2 separate regions of the Homo sapiens genome follow, and region 2 is linked to region 1. A link is a loop called in an ENCODE intact Hi-C map of the cell type or tissue named here. Cell type or tissue: chondrocyte. All regions are shown on one strand. Each heading gives the region's core, and the rest is flanking DNA. Links, peaks and the distances in the headings are about the cores only.

Region 1 (11,647 bases), core at 2,155-10,154:
TCAGGTGATCTTCCCACCTCTGCCTCCCAAGTAGCTGGAACTACAGGCATGCACCACCACATCCAGCTAATATTTTGTATTTTTTGTGTAAAGACAGGGTTTTGCCATGTTGCCCAGTCTGGTCTCAAACTCCTGGGGTCAAGCGATCCACCCACCTCAGCCCCCCAAAGCACTGGAATTACAGGTGTGAGCCACCGCACCTGGCCAAGGTTCACTCTTGATGTTGTACATTCTGCGGTTGTGGACAAATGTATGATGACCTACATCCACCAATAGCTGTCATTCGACACCCTTTTTGCTGGTCAACTTATTAGAACTTTTATTTTGATTTCCATAGTTTTCATTTCTCTAATTTCATTTCCTCCCTTTGCTTTAGTAACTAAGTTCTTGACTTGGGCGTGTCTTTCTGGTTCTGGCTTTCCCCAAGCATTTGTTTATTGGGTAAACTAATTTTATTTGGATATGATCAGCCTGGAAGGGTTGGGCTAGGGGGTAGTGATGAAACATGGCTGGATGGAAGTGTTCTGGGTATGTGGTCTTCTGCTGTCCCTGGCATCTCTAACTTACCAGGCCCTTGTATTCTTTTTCTGACCTCAGCACCCTTTGACCAACAGCCTAGGGGGAGATGCCGTGCTGCTTGCTGTTTGGAAGAAGTGAGAGGAAGGGGTCCACCTGACCATTCTCCATGTGGTTCATGAAGCTGCCCAAGATCCCTACAGCTGCCACTTCTTATCCTGAGTACTTCTATAACCACTGCCATTTTTCCCAAACAGGGTTTGGCCTGTAATTTTCTCCATCAATCAGATTTTTATGTCATCTTTCCCTTAGGATTTCTGAACTATCAATGAATGATACACATTCTTGTTTCCCAATATGCTGATGTAGACTTCAGTATCTTTCTCTCTCAGTATTTGGACAGGAGGAGGCGGCACACCCATATGCCCAGGCTATCATCTTGGTCAAATCTTTGTAGCCATCTTGACCAAAAAACCTTTAACTTTGACTCCTTATGTGTTTGAAGGAGACAAACCGCACAAGTGTGAGTTCTGTGACAAGTGCTTCAGCCGGAAGGACAACCTGACCATGCACATGCGGTGCCACACCAGTGTGAAGCCACACAAGTGTCACCTGTGTGACTACGCTGCCGTGGACAGCAGTAGCCTCAAGAAGCACCTGCGGATCCACTCTGATGAGCGGCCGTACAAATGCCAGCTCTGCCCCTATGCCAGCCGCAACTCCAGCCAGCTCACCGTCCACCTGCGATCTCACACGGGTGAGTCCCTGACCAGGAAACCTCAATCCCTTACTTTTTCTCTAATTTCTTAACCTTCATTTACTTAACAACACAAGCAACTTAAATGACTTGGTGTGGTAGAAGTACAAGAATTTGGAACTTCTGTGATAATTGTGAGATTTGTCATTTTTCTGTTGCCGGAACAACAACTTTTGGTAAAATATGACTGACAGCTGGGTTTTATATCTTGACTATATAGAATCCAGCTGGGAGTAGATACCCACTATAACTGCCAAGAAGCCAATGATGTATCTCAAGTCAGACCTATAAACTAGATGTTTCAGTAAATGTATACACTGATTGCATGGCTAAATTTGGAATGTAGCAGGATCCATTAAGTATAATTAAAAATCACAAACTTTTAATCTTAGGAACTTCCTTTATGGGACCCTACTGAAATGATAGGACCAACTCATCGTGGCATGGAAAAATGGGGTTTGAGATATTCATAAAGATGCTCATAAGTTGAAAATTTTCAATGAATTCCTGGAAAATGGTGAGCAGACAGGAACATAGTGATGTTTAAAACTGAGTATAGAAAGCTGTGTCCCAGCAGACAAATGGGAGGCAGCTGTACAGTTGGAAGCCAAAGTTTCCAGCCAATATCCAAGGGCCCTGAGGGCTCTGGGCTTGGAACAAGCATGTAGACAGCCAGGGCCACAAAGCTTGGGGGACTAGCCAAGGCCTGGCAAAACTGCCCAACCAACCCAGTAGCAGGTGAAACCTCTGGCATCCATGTCTAATCATTAAACCAGTCTACTTTCCCAAATATAGTCCACCAAGGATCATGAGTCATCTATAGGAAATGAATGGAATAAAATGAGCCAAGTCAATAACTAATCCTGGAAGTAAGAGTACTTGGGTAATTTTCACATTCTAATTGGTGTCTACCCACTGGCAGAAATGTTGCATCCAAATAGAGACCTATGAAGAGATAATGAGAACAAAGAAGTATGAAATAAAACTAGGATTGCTAGCTATAAAATTAATGTCCCAGAGATTACGGGAAAAAAATTGGGTGAGTGAACTGAGAATAAGAGCCAGTCCTGAAGTCTGGTTTCTGACCAGGTCTAGGAAGAAAAGAAAATGGAAGTGAGAAGAAAATAGAGTGAAAATAGAAAATCAAATGAGAAATGAAGTCCACAATTCTAAGGGGCCAGGAGAGTAAAAGTGCTCACAGGATTCCAATCAGGATGGAAGGGAGTGGACAGGGGACATCTATATCTAGAAATATGTCTGGGTAGTATTGGCTTCTAGGAGACAATGGAACAGTGCCCTCAAGAGTTGGGAAATGATTTTGAACTTAGAATTCTATACCCAGCCAAACTATCTCAAGTATGAGAGCAAAATAGAATGATGTGCAAGGACTCAAGATTTTACTCCCAGCCACCATGCTAGTGGGAGTTACTAGAAGATAAACTCTAGCAAAGGAAGGGAGGAAACATCTGGCATGATATATTTGATATGTGAATACCTGAATATGGCTAACTGGGATTGCAGCAAAGAGAAATATCAGGCTGATACTTGTATAGAAAGTCAAGAGAAACTAAATCAGAAGTTTTAAAAATCCATTTTAAAAATTCCTTGTGAAAGGGCCGGGCGCGGTGGCTCAAGCCTGTAATCCCAGCACTTTGGGAGGCTGAGGCAGGCAGATCACGAGGTCAGGAGATCGAAACCATCCTGGCTAACACGGTGAAACCCCGTCTCTACTAAAAATACAAAAAAATTAGCTGGGCGTGGTGGCGGGCACCTGTAGTCCCAGCTACTCGGGAGGCTGAGGCAGGAGAATGGCATGAACCTGGGAGGCGGAGCTTGCAGTGAGCTGAGATTGCGTCACTGCACTCCAGCCTGGGCGACAGAGTGAGACTCTGTATCAAAAAAAAAAAAAAAAATTCCTTGTGAAAGTTACAAAATTATGAGAGTGGATGACTTCTGAAATTGAGATTCCTTCTTTCAAGAAACACAGTCTAATCAAGAAGCAAGTTAAAATGTGCCCCCAAATGAGCAACACGTAAGAAAAGAAAACAAAATTATATTGATGGGTGGTTACGCCATCCACTGGCCTGAGTGTGACAGCAGACTTATAAGGAAGTGATTGTAATCCTGGTGCAGTGTTTGGCTCCGATGAATATCACATTCCCAGTCACCATTTAAATTATTTATAGTTGGCTTCTGAACTTGAAATCTGAAAATGATTAAAGTATAAGAATTCACCAGACAGAATGGAAATATTTTTTTACTTAAAGGTGAAAAGAAAGCTACTTCTAACAAGTGAGGAGTTAAGTGTGGAGAAGAGGAGTGAATCCTCAAAAAATCTCAGAAGCTGATGGACTAAAATGTGAGGCTACTACTCAGCTTAAAAGTGTAAAAGTCACAACCACCAGAATGCAGGGGAGAGGTTAGGGAAAGGATGGGTGTGTAGGATAAGATGCTTATCTTTGTGTATATTCAACTGACGTTTAAAGCAGCAACCTCAAAAACAACTAGAAACCCTTAGCAATGTCTCCAGGGAATGGGACTCTAAAGACCATGGCTCTTTATTATTTGTCCCCTGCTGCCATAATTATGCATTAATATTATAAATAAAATTTAGCCTGTAGTTATAAAAGTAAGAAACTTTAACTTGAAATACAAGCTCAATAACTGATGTCATATAGATTAAACACTATAGTAAGCGTCTTCACAGGTCTTAGCTTGATTTGAAGCAGTTGTTTGTAATTTAAATCTCACCTCTTCTTCCACATTCAATTCTGGGATGTCAAGTTAAATGGGAGTTTAGATTTGAAACTGAAGGGGTCATCAAGAGTATGGACTTGAGTGCCATAGTGCCTGGGTTCCAAATCCCTGCTGTTTGACCTGAGCCAAGTAACTTGACCTCTCTGAGCCTCAGTTGTCCCATCTGTAAAGTGGGGGTAATAGTACCCACTCATAGGATTGTTGTGAGGATTGCATTAATATGCACAACAAGTGTTGTCATTAGGAGGTTGGGTTTAGAGTTCACAAAACCCAACCATCTCATGGCGGCCAAGTGTGCTAAGGCAGGTTGGGGTGGGAGGGTCTGTTTTGCCTGCCTGTTCTAATGGAAACACACCTTCCATTGCTAGGGGATACCCCCTTCCAGTGCTGGCTCTGTAGCGCCAAGTTCAAAATCAGCTCGGACTTGAAAAGGCACATGATCGTGCACTCGGGGGAGAAGCCTTTCAAGTGCGAGTTCTGCGACGTCCGCTGCACCATGAAGGCGAATCTCAAATCGCACATCCGCATCAAGCACACCTTCAAATGTCTGCACTGTGCCTTCCAGGGCCGGGACCGGGCTGACCTCCTGGAGCACAGCCGGCTGCACCAGGCCGACCACCCGGAGAAGTGTCCAGAGTGCAGCTACTCCTGCTCCAGCGCGGCCGCCCTGCGCGTGCACAGCAGAGTCCACTGTAAGGACCGTCCCTTCAAGTGTGACTTCTGCAGCTTCGACACGAAGCGGCCCAGCAGCCTGGCCAAGCACGTCGACAAGGTGCACAGGGACGAGGCCAAGACGGAGAACCGGGCCCCTCTGGGCAAGGAAGGGCTCAGAGAGGGCAGCTCCCAGCACGTGGCCAAGATCGTGACGCAGAGGGCCTTCCGCTGTGAGACCTGCGGCGCCTCCTTCGTCAGGGATGACTCTCTGAGATGCCACAAGAAGCAGCACAGTGATCAGAGTGAGAACAAGAACTCAGACTTGGTCACCTTCCCACCGGAAAGCGGTGCCTCGGGACAGCTCAGCACCCTGGTCTCCGTGGGGCAGCTCGAGGCTCCCCTAGAGCCCAGCCAAGACCTCTAGCTCAGCCGAAGAGGGTGGTCAGCTGTCGGAACTTCTGACCAGTGCTGTTGCCCAGCCCTCCAGAGGTGAGGCCACTGAGAGACAGGCTTTGGGCACCACTTCTGGGGCTGGCCGCTCCAACTTCACAGGCCTTCAGAGGCGATGGCTGGGCGACAGTGACGAAAGCAAAGCAAAGCAGGGCTGTGGAGACACTCCTCGCATTTGTCTCTTCCCTCCAAGGATTATCTGAGCAAGTCGACTTGTTCATTCAAAGGCGGGGTCTGCCAAGCCCTGCTCTATCCAATGGGGATAGCTTCTACGTAACGGATTCCAATTTTAAAACTGATCCATCTCTGATGGAATTATTAAACTTAGACGATATAGAAAACTAAAACTAATCTCTAGAGTGGAAAGGGTTAAAGTGAGGAAGGTGTACGTGAAGGGTCTGGGGTTGCTGGAAAACTTCTATTTCATAACCTGGGTGATCGTTCTAAGAGTGTTTGCCTTATATGTTTGTGTGGTTTCTTTTACCTGTTGTCTTACAATAAAAAAGGCAGACTCATGGTAGCATGATGTAAGGAACACTCAATTTTGCAGCCCTCCACAGACAGTTACGGTAGAAGGTTCTCCATCCCCAGCCCGCGCCCCATTCAGTAACTTAATTATAAACGCACATTGGATTTCTCAATGAGTTCCTACTGTAGTAAAACGAAATGCAGTTTGATCTGGAGGTGGCGCCAAAGATCAAGCTAACTAGCCCAGCCTGTGCTTGTCTGTTGTGGAATTCAAAATTCTGTTTAATTCTATTTGGAGAGAAAAGTCCAGGGGCCCAGTGGGCCCTGAGCTTGGTGCTGGGTGCTGGGATATGTGATACGTGGGACAGCCTCACACCAGCATCTGTTTCATCACGGAAAGCATTTAGTGTTTGCTGAACCCACAAACTACTGAAAATCCAACCTCTTCTCATAGATGGACCCTTAGGAGGTTATGAAATCTCAGTGGATATAATACTTACCCAAAGTTGCTTGGTTTCTACTTTTGGCATCTTTCCTTCAAATACTCTTTTTAAATATAAAGTCTTGTGTGCCCTCATCAAGCTGAACATCTCTGGAATTGAAACAGATTAAGTAGATCCATTGTTCCTGGTAAACTAAGAAAAAAGGATGTAAGATTTTATAGGTTGTGTAGAAGGGACTATTTCACTTGTGAAATAGAGGTACCTAGTTTATTTTGTGAATGGTGGTAGTTTGGGCAAATCTGACTCCGTTTAAGTTTTACATCAGGTAGGTGATGGTGTACTGCTGAATCTCTATTGTAAGAAGAAAAGATTAAAATGATGACAGAGACCCAGGATAGAATTAGTCTCTTTGGAGATGATCGTTTTGATCAGAAAAGTGTTTGGTTACTGAATGCTGGTGCTATTGTACAGTTGCTATTGTTACCTTTCTGCTGTTTGTCGTGAATCTGATCTGCGTTTCTGTTCTAGAAGGTTGTTGACCTTTCAAGTGGGAACCCATAGATTGAAATCACATAAACGTTCCTTGTACTTCTTGTTATAGCTCTTTAGACAAAGAGGAAAGATATCAGCCTTTTTAGAAGGCATTTTTTGTTAACAGCTGTATGGACTTTAAGGATTTTATATCCAAGCTGGTATCACCCAGCAAACTTGGATTCCCAATAGAGCAGAGGTGAGTAAAAAGCTGTGAACCCAATATTTACTTCAGGCAGTGGGTGGGGCCATAAAGTTTTTTGCAACTACTCAGCTCTGTGGTTTTAGTGCAAAAGCAACCATAGATTGCAAGAAAAAACAAGTGTGTCTGTGTTCCAATAAAACTTTACAAAAACAGGTGGCAGGCTAGATTTGGCCCATGGTCTTAGAATGTAGCAAGCCCTCCTGCAGAGTACTTTGCTCTGAACTGGCAAGTGTGACTTGTAAAACACACTAAAAGATACCAAATTTTCTGGCAGAGACACAAATGGGATTTGCACAAAGCTGAGAGTGTAGTTCAAGAGAATAAGGCTGAATGAGTATTAAAAAGAATTTGGGTAACTTAAAAGAATTTTTGAGACTGGTAAGAATTCCAAGATTCAGAGAAAAGTAGGCTAAGAGGGAAGTCTAGGACCAGGAAACTTGTAGGAGTAGGGGTAGTCTTACCTTACCATTTCTAGGAAATTAGAAGATGGCAGTGGATGGGGTTAAATCATTCGGAATTGGGGGCTGAACTGGCTAAACCTGCTAGAATGAGACTTAAAATGTACAGGTAATAACCAAATAAAACAGCCTTAATAGAAAGGAGCAGCTGACATGGCACAGACCAGAATGGCAATTCTTACACCAGCCTTGATTTGCAGAGCCCTCTGGATCTGGAAGAGGAAACTGAGAATGTTTGCAGTTTGACTTCACCTGAGCCCCAGGGATCCGCAAACTTTTTCAGTTAAGGGCCAGATAGTAAATGTTTTGAGCTTTGCTGGTCCTACTTGTTATCAGCTCTGTTGCCACTGCTGTTGTAGCACAGAGGTTCCAACTCGGCCACTGTAATGCAGCTACAGAGAATAGGGAAGGAAATAAGTTTAGCTGTGGGCCAATAAAACTTTATTTATAAAAAGGACATGATTTGGAAGGCCAGTCTGTTAACCCCTAAGTACAAGCAACAGGGTGATTGGCCTTGGATAAAAGGCAAGGGGGAAATGTTAACATGAAATTGAGCCAGCATCAGTAATGAGTGTCTATGGTCCCAGCTACTTGGGAGACTGAGCTAGGAAGAACTATTTGAGCCCAAGAGTTCAAGTCGAGCCTGGGTAGCAATGCGACTCCATCTTTAGAAAAATTTCGTGGGGCCACTTTAAGGAAGGTGTTGCTCCATGCCACAGACAGATGAGTTTCCGGTTAGGTATTGGGGAAAACTGGATCCTTTTGATCTTTACTCAGATCAGCTTGTAAAATCTCCACTGAAGAACAGAAATCAAGGCGATCTCCCGCCCCTCTGCTTAAGGTTTCTTGCTGCCTTCTAGACACTACAGAACACAAATAGCTTGTTTGTCTCCCTGTATTTAACCTCTTCTAAGAAAGCAGATGAGCCTCAATTCGAGTTGCCATCATGACTGAGCCAGGCACTGCACTAAGAACTTTACCTGTCTGCAGGTGTTTTTCTCCCAGGTGCTACCCAGAGCTGGGATAGGGTGAGGCACTTGCCTGGGACATGAGACTTAAGGGAGTGCCGAGAACTCAGTCGCCAAAAAATATTTTAATGCAGATTGGCAAACGGTGGCCCCACAGGTCATCTGCTTTGTTTTTGTAGTTCTGTGGAAAGTTGGCCTGGGATTAGGGCAAGTCAGGGCTGTGCAAGCAGAGTTGGATCCCGTGTTTAGAGTTCTGACATCCTGTTCATTGTAGGTTTCTTTTGCATTCATTTTGGTTTTTAAAAAGTTGCGTTATGGTATTTACCTTGATCAGCTGAGATTTGGGATACCACCTTAAATGTGTGCCTGAGGCCATGGCCTCTCCCACCCCACCTAGCCCCTGTCCCTCTTTAAATGCAGAAACTAAAGGATAAGGGGAAGAAACTTCCTAAAACAATATGACCCAGTAATAAATTGGGGCAGGGTGGTGACATCCTAGAAGCTGTCTCTTGTTTCCTTGAGATGGAGTTTCACGCTTGTCGCCCAGGCTGGAGTCCAATGGCGCGATCTCAGCTCACTGCAACCTCTGCCTCCTGGGTTCAAGCAATTCTCCTGCCTCAGCCTCCCAAGTAGCTGGAATTACATACGCCTGCCATCATGACCTGCTAATTTTTTGTATTTTTAGTAGAGACAGGGTTTCACTATGTTGGCCAGGCTGGTCTCGAACTCCTGACCTCGTGATCCACCTGCCTCGGCCTCCCAAAGTGCTGGGATTATAGGCGTGAGCCACCATGCCTGGCCAAAAGCTGCCTCTTTTAAATATTTAACAGACAAAGACTGTATATATTCGGTGTCTATAATGTGTTGATTGGAAATACCTAAGCATCGTGTAATGACTACCACAGATTAACACAGCTGCCACCACTCATGCTGTGCCTTACAACCCAAAATTTGTTCATGTCATGACAAAGATTGTGCCCTTTGATCAACATCTCCCCGTTTCCCCCAACTCCTGGCAACCATCCTTCTACTCTGAGAAGCCACCTTTTTTTTAGTTATAAGCGAATGCAGCTGAAGATGGGAAATCCCTGCCTCGTTCAGCTAGGGGGATGTCATCTGAGTCTATTTTACTCTTCTGTAAAATGGGTCATGTCAGGCATTTGGCCTAATGATGCAATCTACTGACTTAAGAGAAGTTGGCTTCCCTCTGTCTCCCCCACCCCCTGAGCCCTGCTTGCTTTTTTTCTTTTGTAGGGGGAGGAGGAATAACCAAGATCTAGGTACTGTGGCCTTATGATCAGCAGGGATCATGATTTCTATCTTCCCATGCCCCCTGCCACACACATCTTCAACACATAGTCTCAGATGACACCTTAAGCGCCAACTAGGACAGAAGGTCATGTCCTTAACACCGCTGGGAAGTCGCACATAAGCTGCTGCTTGCCTCCCCACCTAGTCACACACCATAGCTCTACAAAGGACACGGGGAAGCAGGTTCCTCTGGAGTGGGCTGTGCCGGTGAAAACCTGGAAGGGGAGATGCTGAACTCATGAGCATCCTCTGCTGTCTGCACAGTAAGGCAGCCTCATAGGGGTGGGAGGCATTAATAGCTTTTTCCATGGGGCACGTGATACGGGTCCTAAAGACCCTGAGATGTTACATTTGCAAGTATTTGTCTTATCTGGGCTTTATGGGGACAGTTTTGCCTGCTGCTTGTGGATGTTGGGCCATGACAGTCTTCCAAGGCATCCTAAGGCTCTACTCCAGTAGCTCTCCACCGTGCCTGCCTGCTGCGGTCCCCTGGGGGCCTCTTTGGTGTTTGAAATATCTCAGGGGAGGTACAAGGGCATCTCTACTTTCTAAAGTTCTGCAGGTGATTGTAGTGTGGAACCAGGGTGGGAAGAGCCATGTGAGTTGGAGACAGACCGTCTTCATAGGCTGTGCTGTCACAAAGGGCCCCATAGTCAGGAGGCCCCCTGTTTGGTTGCATGTTCTGTCATCGACTTTAAATTCTTAATTTTTTTAATAGCAATTTTGAAAATATTTTGCATCGGGCTTTGCAAATTGTAACAGCCAGTTTTCTGAAGAAAAGGGCATACCTCAGCCTGTCTGCATCACTGGAAAGCTGTGGGAAGGGCCTTCGACCATTGAAATCAAGACTCCTGGATAGGGGGGACCAGGTCTCTGGATGGGAGGGACAAGCACTGGCGCCCACTAACATTCACTAGTATCCCCTCCATTATTTTGATGGTTCCTCACAATGGAAGGCATTTGCCTTCATCTTTGCAAGGGAAAATTGATCTTCAGAGATGTTAACTTGCTCAGCATCATGCAGCTGATACAGGGGAGTCAAACCTGCTGTGCTGAACTCTGGCACCTGCAGTCTTTCTCCACTAGCTTCCTTTTTTTTTTTTTTTTTTTTTTTTTTTTGAGGTGGAGTCTTGCTCTGTCACCCAGGCTGGAGTGCAGCAGTACTCACTGCAGCCTCTGCCCCCCAGGTTCAAGCAATTATCCCACCTCAGCCTCCCGAGTAGCTGGGATTATAGGCACATGTCACCATGCCTGGCTAGTTTTTGTATTTTCAGTAGAGACGGTTTCACCATGTTGCCCAGGCTGGTCTTGAACTCCTGACCTCAAGTGATCCTCCCACTTCGGCCTCCCAAAGTGCTGGGATTAGAGGTGTGAGCCACCACACCCAGCCTTCCACTAGCTTCCTTAACCTCTCACCTTAGTCTAGGGTGTCTCCCACTGGCAGAGGTGGACAGCTCAGGAACAGAATCATGAGTTCTAAGTGTTGAGATAGAACAAAGTCTTCTTTGCAAGAATAGTGAGGTCTATAGTAGGGTGGGAAAAAATTTCAAATGTGAGCATCATTAGGTTGGAAAAACGTCCCTGGGCTGCGTGTGTGCTAGGGCAAGTATTGCAGGAATGACCAATGTTGCATTCCCCCAACATAGGCAGGTTACGAAATTATAAATGTTGCTTAAATGCTTATCTTTGGTAACCAAACATGGATTTATGTGAGTTTAAGTGGCCACCTGAGCTTGAGAAGCTGCTGTCAGGAGACATTCACAATTGCATCTCGTTTGCTCCCCACATGCTGCTTCAGATGCTGCTTTTTTTTTTTTTTTGTAGAGATGGGTTCTTGCTTTGTTGCCCAGGCTGGTCTCAACTCCTGGCCTCAAGCTATCCTCCCCACTTGGCCTCCCTAAGTGCTTTTTACAGCTGTGAGCCACTGCACCTGGCCCACTTCTATTTTAATAGAGATAAAAGTGAAGGCATGAGAGACAGAAGCCTGTCTGAGGTCAAGCAACTTGTCAGGATTAGAACCTGCGTCTTAGGTCTCTGAGGTGGATCCCCTTTCAATACCCCTTGCTTAGGAGGACCTGCTTTAAGACACAGTGCATTCTGAGTCATGGACCCCTTTGGCAATTCGATGA
Region 2 (11,647 bases), core at 2,362-10,361, 720 kb after region 1:
TGCACTTGGAGGCCAGAGGGTGGCGATTCTCCTGACTCCATTGTAAAGCCCAAGACAACCTCGGAATCTGATTGGGAGAGTGGATTTGCATCTGTTGCCTGCCTGGGCTGGGTGCTCTTGCACATTTGCTCAATCCATCTGAAGCCACCTTTGACACTTCTAATGCCATCATCCGCATTGCACAGCTGGGGAAACTGAGGCCCAGAGAACTGTAATACGAGCTCCAAAGCATTCATTTATGCACCCAACAGGTATTTTTTGATGCCAACCTTGTGCCTAGAACAGAGTGTTTTGGACACGGCAGTGGAGCTTGTGTCCCAGCAGGAAGGATAGACTGTATAAACCATAAGAACAGAAGAGTTCAGCAATGGGTGCCTCGGGAAAAATTAGCAGCAGGGAGGGTGCGGCTGGTGGTGCTTCTGGCAGGGGCTGTGATGTGCCTGGTGTTGTGCTATATATACTGGTTCCAGGATTTCTGTCCCCGAGCCCTGCGGCCATCCCGTAAGGTGGGGCTTTCCTCATTTCTCAGATGAGCCGGAGGCTCAGAGTGGGTGCAAGCTGGTGACCCTGCAGCTGTGCAGTGGCAGAGTGACGATTTGAACCCAGGTCTGTGTGCACCCAAAGTGGATATGCTTGCACCCCCTAACCTTGCCCCCAACAGGGATTCTGTGGCCCTTAGAGGGTGCAGCCCATGAGGCTCTGATCCCTGGGGGCTCTGATCTCTGGACCAAAATGCATCCAGGGACTTCCCTGTTTGCCAAGCAAGAACGAGGGGTAGGAGCAGGCAGGGGCGAACCGTCGAGGAGATTTATTTTGGGGAATCTAAAAGCCTGAGTCTGGCCAAGAACACTCCAGTAGAAATGCACGTTTTCTCCATGTGAACATTATGAGCCCCAGAAATCTGACTTCCCCCTGGCCAGGCTGGTGGGAGATGGCCTCTGTGTGGCCCGGAGTCCCCAGGTACCCCCTAAGTAGGTACAGCTGTCGGGCTTCTGTGCTTGGAAACGTTCACATGCTACTGACACTAGATACTTTCCTTCCTAATGAGCTTTCCCCCGCACAAACAACTGGATGTGGAAAGATCCATCCTCTGCGCCCAGCCAAGGCAACCTGTGGGTAGAAATTTCCCTTTAGGCTGAGCAGGGAGGCCCGTTCTAAGGTGAGGAGTATTTCCTGGCCACTGGGAAGACACTGGAAGGGACTCTTGGTGGAGCCCCACTGCCCTCTAGAGGTACGGATCCCCAAGCCCCACTGAGGATGCTCAGATCCAGGGCCTGGGGCTCTCCCGGGACCTGCTGCAAGAGTGGCTTCCACAGGCTTCCCTGCAACCTCCTCCAGCCCCTACCCCGAGTCAACCTTTCCCTGACCTCCGTCCATTTGCTGAGTTAAGAGAAGTAGGACATGTCCAGCCTCCAGCCAAGTCAGGTCCCTGGACCGTAGGCTGTAGCTCAACGAACTCGGCTTGCTCTGTCCCAGACAATGGCACACATCCCTGGGAACTGCTGCCAGTCCTCTCCGGAGACTTTTAAAGCCACAAATCCCGAGGCGATCAGGATGCCCCATGCCCCCTAATTAATTCAAACCCAACATAATGCTGTACAGTAAGAGTAAGGAAGTCTAAGACACTTCGGAGTTTTGCGTGATGGCTACCTTGATGTCCTTTTTGTTTTCTAAAATAAACATCCTTCAAATTATTAACAAAAAAATGTTTGGGGCACTGCTCTGATTGAAATCACTCTTGCAAAAATTGTGACAATGAGAAATTGTGACAGTGAAAGAGATCTGACCTAACCGACTCCATCTTGCTTCTCACCTCCAAGCTGCCCTTGTTCATTCCTGGGCATAGGTAACTTTGGGAGGAAGTTAGTTTATAGTTTAACTTTGAAACAAAGATGATAACAGCCCATTCCCGAAACAAACCTCCTTCTTGCCTGGGGACCAGACTGCCTTTGTACAACTAACAAGTGAGCCACAAGATCAGAAGTTAACTGCTCAGGAGTCATGCAGCCAGAGGCCAAAATATCCCTAAACTTCCCAATTTCTCCTATAACACTGGTATTATAAAATCTAAGATTGCTGTTTGAGGGACTTTGCAGACCCTGCACTCAGCTGGGATCACCCAGATTGATCAACTGGCTCATCTGGTCCTGTGGCCTGCATGTAGGAACCAACTCAGTGCAAAAGGACAGCTTCGACCCCCTATGATTTCATCTCCAACCCAACCAGTCAGCATTCCCCACTCCCTGCCCCCCTGCCCACCAAATTATCCTTTAAAAACCCCAGTCTCTGAATTTTTCAGGGAGACTGATTTGAGTAATAATGAAACTCCGGTCTCCCATTCAGCCGACTCTGCGTGAATTAAACTCTTTTCTCTATTGCAATTCCCGTCTTGATACATTGGTTCTATCTGGGCAGTGGCAAAATGAACCCACTGGCGGTTACATGCTGACATGTGAATGACATTGTTAACATGTAAATACTCTTTCGTGAAGTTTGGCTCTTGCTTAGTGAGTGGGTACCATGTGCTCCGCAGCTCAGAGATCATTCACCGAGACCTCAGGACAAGCCTATGAAGTGGTACTGCTGTTGCTGTCATCATTTTACAGATCACACAGCTGAGAAGTGAAGTCTTGGAGGCTCGATTTGGGGCAGTCTGATTCTGACCGTTAGGTCACCCTTCTTTTTTGCTGAATTGGGTCACCCAGCAAGGAAACCATCTCTGGCATCCAGAGCTTCCATCTCAGAGGGGAGTTGAAGCAAGGACACGCCATGGTTTCCACGCCTCCTCCGAGTCTCTGGACTCTCCCCACGTCTCTCCACATCTATGGGTCACACTCCAATCCTGTCCTGTGGTCCAGTCCCTGTCCTCTCTCACCAGATGGCCACAACAGCCTCCTCCAGCCCCTTTGAGACAGTGATGCTTTCCAAGGGCACACATTAGCATGGTGCCTCCCGGAGGAAAGCTGAGTTGTCCAGTGCTTCCAATGCCTTTAGGATAACTCAGATGCATCCTCAGAGCTCAGCCCTTGCCCCTTCCTCTGGGAAGCCCTTCTGGCCTTACTCGTCTCCCCCTCAGCACTTCTCCTTCCAGAACCCACTGAAGTTGTAACTTAACATGTGGTGTGTGATCATGTAACCCATCTCCCCACTGCTGGACTCTGAGTCCCCTGAAGATGAGGACTCTGCGTGGGCTCCCACTGTGTCCCTTGGGCTGACTTCTGTGTCCTCAGTCCTCCACCTCCAACCCCCATGACACAGAGCAGGCACTCTAATATTTGCTGAGTAAATGAACACATAAATGAATGAATGAGGCTGGGCATGGTGGCTCACACCTATAATGCCAGAACTTTGGGAGGCCGAGGCAGGCAGATCACCTGAGGTCAGGAGTTTGAGATCAGCCTGGCCAACATGGCAAAAACCCCGTCTCTACTAAAAATACAAAAACGAGCTGGGTGTGGTGACGCATGCCTATAATCCCAGGTACTTGGGAGGCTGAGGCAGGAGAATTGCTTGAACCCGGGAGGCGGAGTTTGCAGTGAGCCGAGATCGTGACGTTGCACTCCAGCCTGAGCAACAGAGTGAGACTCCATCTCAAAATAAATAAACCAATTAATTAATTAATTTTAAAAAATGAATGAATGAAAGCAAAGTGCAGTAGGTGCTCCCAGGAGGGAGAGATCCCATCTTGATGGTGGGTGGGAGGGGGACCAGGGAGACTGTGGAAAAAGTGGCACTAGAGTCAGAACGTAGACATGCGGAGAAAGGGGGGAGGGCACTGTATGAGGAAAGGCACGGGGATCGGACACTGTGCCACATCTCCGGGGAAGAGAACCCTTTTACCAAGCCTCCGAGATCCTTGCAATGTGGTCACAGTCTGCCATGTTTTGTGGTCACACTCAAACTACGTTTCAGCCATAGCAAGCCGCTCACAGCTCTTCGACTGTCCCAGCTCAGGCCTTTCCGCTGCTGTCTCCTCTCCCTGCCGTGCCCTCTCCTTGAGTACTAGGCTGCTGCAGTCCAATCCGGCTTTCCACCCAAAGGCTGCAAAATGGTGACCTGCAGGCTGGACCTGGCTTGGGGATGTTTTTTTTTCATCCACCCAGTGTTTTTTTTTTTTTTTTTCTTCTTCTTTTAAGGCAGGTTCTTGCTCTGTCACCCAGGCTGGAGTGCAGTAGCGTGATCTCAGCTCACTGCAACCTCTGCCTCCCGGGTTCAAGTGATTCTCGCTCCTCAGCCTCCCGAGTGGCTGGGATTGCAGGCACCTGCCACCATGCCCAGCTAATTTTTTTTGTATTTTCAGTAGAGACGGGGTTTCTCCATGTTGGCCAGGCTGGTCTCGAACTCCCAACCTCAAGTGATCTGTCTACCTCAGCCTCCCAAAGTGCTGGGATTACAGACGTGAGCCACCGTGCCAGGCCTCTTTTTGCTTCTTTTAATAAAAGCACTTGAAATTCAGATGTCTTTACCAAAAAAAAAATGTTTAGATTTCTACTTTCTTTTGAAGAACTAGATGATCTGGCCACACTCGCCCCACATCCTTTTTGGTGACCATGAGTCAGAGCTGAGTAGCAACCACCTCTTTGATGGGGGCACGTGTTGTCAACTGGCCACCATCTGCCCCTCACTGTGGCATTACCCTCCACCCACTTTATTCATCCTCGTCACGCACCCAGGCCCTGCGGGACCTCTCCACACACATATGGAACTCAGGTAGCCCTGCCCATGGGATGCCTGGTGCACGTGCCCATGTCTTCTCTAAGCCTCTGTACTAGGCATTGCTGCAGAGGGGCCCTGCTCCTGAGGCTGGTCCTTCTCAGCATCCAGGGCTCAGCTTACCTGTTATACCTTCGGAGAGGCCCTCCCTGGCTACAGCGGGCCCACCCGCCCCATGGCAACACTGTTGTTCTTGCTCTCTGCTTGCTCCTTTTACTGCTCTCCCTCCAATGTGTCATCCAGTTTCTGTTTTCGTGGAGTTGGCCTCCCCCCAGTGCAAAGTCAGTTCCATGAGAGCAGGCATCAGATCTGTTGGGATTGTGGCTGCATCCCCAGGGCCTCGCAGCGTGTCTGGAACACGGTAGGCATTACATCAATATCTGTGGGACACAAGAATGAAGGAATGAAGGAAGGAAGGAATGAACACACAATTGCTATTCTCCAGGAACTCCCACTTAGTAGCAGGGCAGGGAATAGACCTTATAGACTAGAGGGTGTTGAATGGTGATGACTCCCTCCAACCCCCGCCCCACAAAAGACAAATCCAGTAAAAAACATGTGAATGTAAACTTATTTGGAAAAAGGGTCTTTGTGGATGGAATTAAGTTAATGATCTCAAGGTGAGATCACCTGGATGATCTGGGTGGGCCCTAAACCTAACAACAAGTGTCTTTAAAGAAGAAAAGAGATCACAGACATGGAGGAGACGTTCAGGAGAAGATGGAGACAGAGGCTGGAATTCTACTATCACAAGCTAAGAATCCCTGGAGCCATCAGAAGCTGGAAGAAGCTGGCCAAGATGCCCCTGTGGAGCTTTCAGAGGGAGCACAGCCCTGCTGACACACGGATTTTGGACTTTTGGCTTCCAGAACTGCAAAAGGATGGTTTTGGGCCATCCGGTGTGTGGTAATCTGTCATGGCACCCCCAGAAAATGAATACATTGACCAAGCACAGATGCCTAGACATTCATGCGACCTGCAAAGGGGCTTTCAAGATGCCAGGGCTGCAAGTCTCCATTCGATGAGCTGCTATCATTTTTTTTGAGACAGAGCCATACTCTGTAGCCCGGGCTGGAGTGTAGTGGTGTGATCTTGGCTCATTGCAACCTCTGCCTCCCAGCCACCTGAATAGCTGGGACTACAGGGGTGTGCAACCATGCCCAGCTAGTTTTTGTATTTTCAGTAGAGACAGGGTTTCACCATGTTGGCCAGGCTGATCTCGAACTCCTGACCTCAAGTGATCCACCTGCCCCAGCCTCCCAAAGCACTGGAATTACAGGTGTGAGCCACCACACCTGGCCGATGAGCTGCTTTTGCTGGAGCAGCAGCCAGCTTGGCTCTTCCTGCCTTGCGGAGCATCTGCCCGACACCCATTCAGAGCCATGAGACACCACATCTCTCTTCACCATGCTACTCCTGTGATTAGAACTTCACAGACTTCTCAGCCTGCAGTTTGGATTTTGTTTCCTGGAGTCCCCTTCCCACAGCTGCGCACTTGCCAAGTGGAGCAGCTTCCTCCCCTGCACACAGGTGCCCGGTCCTCTCTGTGTAGAGGTCTATCCCACCTCCCCCAGCTCCAAAGCCAGTACCCCCAGGGAGCTTTCCCTAATCCCCGGTTGGATTCTTCTGCTCGGTTTCTGTGTCTTTCTCAAGGTGGAAAGTGTGATCTGCCTCCCAGCCTTATCTCTTCCAGTAGCCTGCAGGGGAAATGGACATGCCGTGCCTGTCTGCACACTTCCAGGCACACAGTAGAAAAAAAAAAAAACACAGCAAAACCCTCGGTAAAGCACAGCTTTCTGCCACCCTCCATCCTTGTGCAGCCAACAGCCCACCGCCTGGAGCCACTTCCCAGATACCACTGAACCTCTGACCTGACTCAGGTCCAGCTCACAACCTCTGACCTCCGTTTCCCACCCCACCAGGGTCATACCTGCTGCCTCAGGGCCAGGCAGACCTTGCCTTGGGAGCTTCACATTCATAATGAGACCCGTGATTCCACCCACTGGAGGGTCCTGCACCTAGTGGGTCAAGGGCATGACCTTACTCACCGACATGCCCAGCTCCTGAGTGGGACCTCAGATGGTGATAATACTCAGATGGCAAACGCCAATGGTACCTGCCTGGCAGGATGCTGTGAGAATGATGTGAGGTCACTTCATGTGACTCCCTTAGAAACCATGTGGGTTGGAATAAGCACTTGATAATAGTAGCTAGTGTTGATGATGACGATGGTGATGATGATGGTCATTGCCATCCACAGCACTGGCCCCAGGTCAATACATAAGTGTATGGGGGCTCGACAGGGCTGGCCTCCTACCTCTGACTCAGGCTGGCAACACCCCAGGGAGTCTGTGGGAAGGCCTTGTCCCCGGCAGAGGCAGAGCGTCCACGCCCCATCCTGGCCCCTGTCCACTCAGTGTCCTTTCTCCATCTGAGTCGATTTCTGTGGTGCTGGAAGATGCTTTCAAAATGATGTGAGCATATTTCTGAGGTCAACTTCTAATCAAAAACGACTCCCAGACGGTGCCCTGGTTTAAAAAGAAAAGAGAGAAGAAATGGAGTGAGTCACCGTCCAAACCATTTGAATGAAACAAAGACACAACAAACTCTCTGCTTTCCTCTTGAGCCAGAATGGATGACCTCAGCCCTGTAGAGACACAGCTGGAGGGAATTAAGGGGGATCTCCGGTTCCCCGAGATAGCGAGGACGGCACAGCAGAGCCACCATGACTCACGGTGAGAACCACAGGGATGGAATCCAGGGGCCTGGAACCCCAGGGACCTGCAGCCAAGGCGAAAACCAAAACTGGTGGGTGGGGAGGGGTGGCAGGAGGCTGAAGGATTGCAGGCCTTGGGAATAGTCGATGAGTGAGCTTGAAAAAGACCCCAAAGCTGGAGCAATGTGACCCCCACGATGTCTTCTGGGGACCTGGGGGACATTGCCAGGCCTAGACTTGGGCTTTTTAGTGCCCAGAGTGCCTCTGTTGGCAACTCTATTTCCAGTGTCTGGAATCCTTCCTCCCAATATTCCCAGGGCCCCAGAATCTGTCATCCTCGCCCTCTGGGAGGAGAAGGGCAGACACAGTCATGGCCCAGGAATCTTAGGGCTTCATTTTGGAAGGCTGTGTCTCCCCAGGCTCTGAACTTGGAAGTCTCTTTGCCAGACAGACTTTTCCTGGGGATGGAGGGAGACTTGGCTGGACAGAGATGGGCAGGCCGAGTGGGAAATTGTAGGTGGGCTCCATACTTCACCACAACTCTTAGGCCAATGTTCTCACCTTCCACTCAGGATTGTCAAGGTGACTCACTAAACTTACAGGATCAAATCTTTTTTGAAAATTGAACTGGTTTCTAAAGTGATAGCAATAATATATACATAGGGTGAAACTTTTTTTTCAATAATAAAGAGAAGCATAACAAAGTTTTCTTCTGCCAGACTACTCCTAAGCCCATTTTTCAGTGGTATTAATTCTTGGTTTTGGCTATTCTAGTTTTCTGATGGTAAAGTCTACCTTTAATAATATGTCTGCTTCTACTTCTTGATTTATCAATTCTATATGGTATTCAATGATTCCTTGCATTGAAAGATTAGGAAATTACTGCAATTATTCTGACCTTTGTGTGTTCTTCCTCCTCTCCCATCCACGTTAGTTATAAAATTTTAAATCATGGACCCTAATGTTAGTCTGAATTCAATTCCCACCTCTGCCACTTACTGGCTGTATAACTTCGGGCAAGTTACTTAACCTCTCTGTGTTCCAATTTTCTCATGAGTAAAAATGCGGATAATGATACTAACTGCTTCATAAAGTTGTCATGAAGATGAAGAATTAAAACATTTAATGTTAATTCATGTTGAGTGCTTGGAACAGTACCTGATATGTGGTATCAATAACTGTTAGCTACTATTTCTCATTATTCTGTTCTAAAGTTTAGAACAGTATTCACCAAGGAACTAAGTGTGAATAGACTCATGGAGAAGAAAAGGTGATCTCGAGTCACAGAACCGTTACAGCACAAAGGAGAATTTTCCAAGTGTCAGATTTCATAGATAACTCTTTAAGTGCCTTTCTAGTATCCTTTGCCTCTTCTGTATAATTGTCAACTGCCACTTTTAAAAATCTTTATGCTGCCGGGCGCAGTGGCTCACACCTGTAATCCTAGCACTTTGGGAGGCTGAGGCGGGCAGATCATGAGATCAGGAGATCCAGACCATCCTGGCTAACACGGTAAAACCCCATCTCTACTAAAAATACAAAAAATTAGCCAGGCATGGTGGCGGGTGCCTGTGGTTCCAGCTACTGGGGAGGCTGAGGCAGGAGAATGGCATAAACCCAGGAGGCGGAGCTTGCAGTGAGCTGAAATTGTGCCACGGCACTCCAGCCTGGGCAATACAGCGAGACTCTGCCTCAAAAAAAAAAAAATCTTTATGCCATCCTCTTTCTTAGATTTCTTTTGGAGAGATGGCCATATATCTTTGGGTAATTTTTTCATATACAGTATATTATTTGTAAATTTTCAAAATCTTAAATATCTAAGAGCATCTTTGCTTATCTATATAAATAATCCTAGCTGAAAGTACTTTACCCTCAGAACATGGAAGATGTATCTTTATCATCTTCTGGCATCCCAATAGACAACAAATCTGGTGTTAATATGATTTTCAATCTTTTATAATTGACCACTTTAAAAATTATTATTTCCAAAGGCCTGTAGTCCTTATTTGTAAAGTTTCAAAATTCTCTCTGATGTTTGCAAGTATGCATTGCAATTGGCACCAGATGGAACTATGTAAACTGAAGACTCAAGTCAAGATGTGCAATAAAATGTTGTCCTTCCTTTTACTGTTTCTTCCTCCTCCAATCTTTCTCTTCTCTTCTTTTGAAATGCTCATTTACAGAGGCTGGACCTCCTAGATTTATCCTCTTCTATCTCAACTTTTCTAATTTCTAGTTTTGTCTAGTCATCCTACATTCTAGGAGATTTCTTCAATTCTGTCTTCCATATTACTAACTTTATCATCAGCCATGTCTATTTCATTTTTCATTCACTGAAATTTTCAAATGTAATTATATTTTTCATTGTCAAGAACATTTCTTGTTCTCCAACTGCTCAGTTTTCACAATAATCTACTCTAGTTTTGTTGATGTGACAGTCTCTCAAATATTCCTCAAGACACAAACTAGAATGAAAACTTAAAAAAAATCTTTCCCTGGAAATATCTCATATCATTCCAGTATGAAGTATTCAGTTTATTTACTTTGATTCTTCCCTTTTTGTGACATTTGTTTTCTGCAGATGTCTTTCGATGCCCTGAATGTGGTTTCACATTTACAAATAAAGGACCAAGTTGGTTAGTTTCTGTAAGTGACATGGGCTTCCTGGACAACCCTATATGGTCTTGTTCCCCAGTGGGACTCTCCCTGAAATGGCAAGACACACCATGGGCTGTGTATACATGGACATGAACACTGCCCAGCAAGGTTCCCTACAGGACAGTGGTCCCCAACCCCTGGGCCATGGACTGGTACTGGTCTGTGGCCTGTTAGGAACCAGGCCGCACAGCAGGAGGTGAGTGGCAGGTGAGCAAGCATTACCACCTGAGCTCTGCCTCCTGTCAGATCAGCAGCTGCATTAGAGTCTCATAGGAGAGCAAACCCTATTGTGAACTGTGCATTTGAGGGATCTAGGCTGTGTGCTCCTTATGAGAATCTAATGCCTGATGATATGAGGTGGAACAGTTTCATCCTGAAACTATCCCTGTTCCACCCTGGTTCATTGACACGCTGTCTTCCATGAAACCAGTCCCTAGTGCCAAAAATACTGGGGACTGCTGCTATAGGGAACAAGGGCAGAGAGCATATAGGCAGGCCAGGGAGACACCAAATTGTCAAAGCAAATGGGATTAAACAAACAAGAGGTTACTTTTTCTTGGGTAGAAAGACGTCTAAGGGTAGACAATCACCAGTGGTAGAGTGGCTCAGAGATATCATTAAGCACTTGAGCTCTTCCTAGTTGCCCCCTGGTAGGGCTTGAAAGATGGCTGCTGCCCCTGTGGTCTCACTCCTGAGCTTCTGGTGGGGAGAGGAAGCAAATGGGGTGGGGTGAAGGCACACACCAGGAATTCAATGGCTAAACCCCCAGCAGACTTCTTATATCTCATGATGTCATAGGAGACTGGGAGATGGAGCTTTTTGGCCAAGCATTCTGTGACCTTGAACAAGCTAGGGTTTCTCTTAGAAAGGAAGAAGAAAGATAGATCTTGGGTAAGCCACCAACTATATGTGTGATGGGCATTTTTACCCTGGAATATCCATCCTTGGGAGGAGCTGCTTATTCTCCCCCATTAGCCCCATGTCTATGGTGGAGAACTTGGTTTTCTCTCTAGCAGCCCTGTGGCAGAGATTGCTATTTGTCCCCAACACAAATTCTCTCCCTCCCTTTCAGTAGCAGAACTCCCATTGCTTCTGGGCATGTGGCCACCTGGAATAGCCACATTTCCCAGCCTCCCTGGCCTCTGGGTGTGCTCATGTGACCAAGTTCTGGCCAATGTGGTGGTGGCAGAAGTGAAGGTCACTTGGGTGTGACTGTAGAGGGAAGGGAGTGTGCTATGCCTGTCACCTTTCCCTTGGCCAGGCTGCAGAGGTGGAGGACGTGCTCTGAACACCCTGCGGATGGTGGAGCATCAGAGTAGAGGGGGTAGGAACCTACGTGATGGACACCTCCTCAGGCCTACAGACTGTGTGGAGCAGAGCAGCCACCTCAGCCCAGTCTTGAAAGAGAGAGAGAGATTGAGAGAGATCGAGATTGAGATTGAATCTTGTTTTAGCCACTGTTATTTGGGCCTTTGTTGCATATATCTTAAAACAAAGAAGACCCAAACAGACACCCTAAGATGTCTTCTAAGGCCTTTTTTTTTTTGAGACAGAGTCTCA

What was found. A loop is a pair of places that touch in the nucleus more often than their neighbours do. Peaks named below come from ENCODE experiments on the same cell type or tissue, not always from the same donor. Only the 100,000 strongest peaks of a DNase experiment are listed, where the experiment ranks them.
Region 2: it touches region 1 in a loop (3-fold over the local background); 26 of 110 quality-filtered maps call a loop at or near these places.

Annotation. Positions count from the first base shown.
Region 1 is chr20:52,078,018-52,089,664 of GRCh38, reverse strand. It overlaps LOC105372664 (a long non-coding RNA gene), which reads right to left. Exons shown (of 3, transcript XR_936849.3): 1 at 6,530-11,647; 2 at 6,103-6,194. It also overlaps a transcript of ZFP64 not described here. Among named protein-coding and RNA genes, the nearest start is that of ZFP64, 110 kb to the left of the region's middle. In chondrocyte, for the core only: CTCF peaks have their summits at 5,608 and 5,819 (motif pointing right); a DNase peak (open chromatin) is centred at 4,761.
Region 2 is chr20:51,362,043-51,373,689 of GRCh38, reverse strand. It overlaps LOC105372663 (a long non-coding RNA gene), which reads right to left and starts at 7,255. Exons shown (of 3, transcript XR_936848.3): 1 at 7,031-7,255; 2 at 4,837-5,093. RefSeq lists an enhancer at 7,184-7,478. In chondrocyte, for the core only: no CTCF peak of the experiment used is centred there; DNase peaks (open chromatin) are centred at 7,067 and 7,458.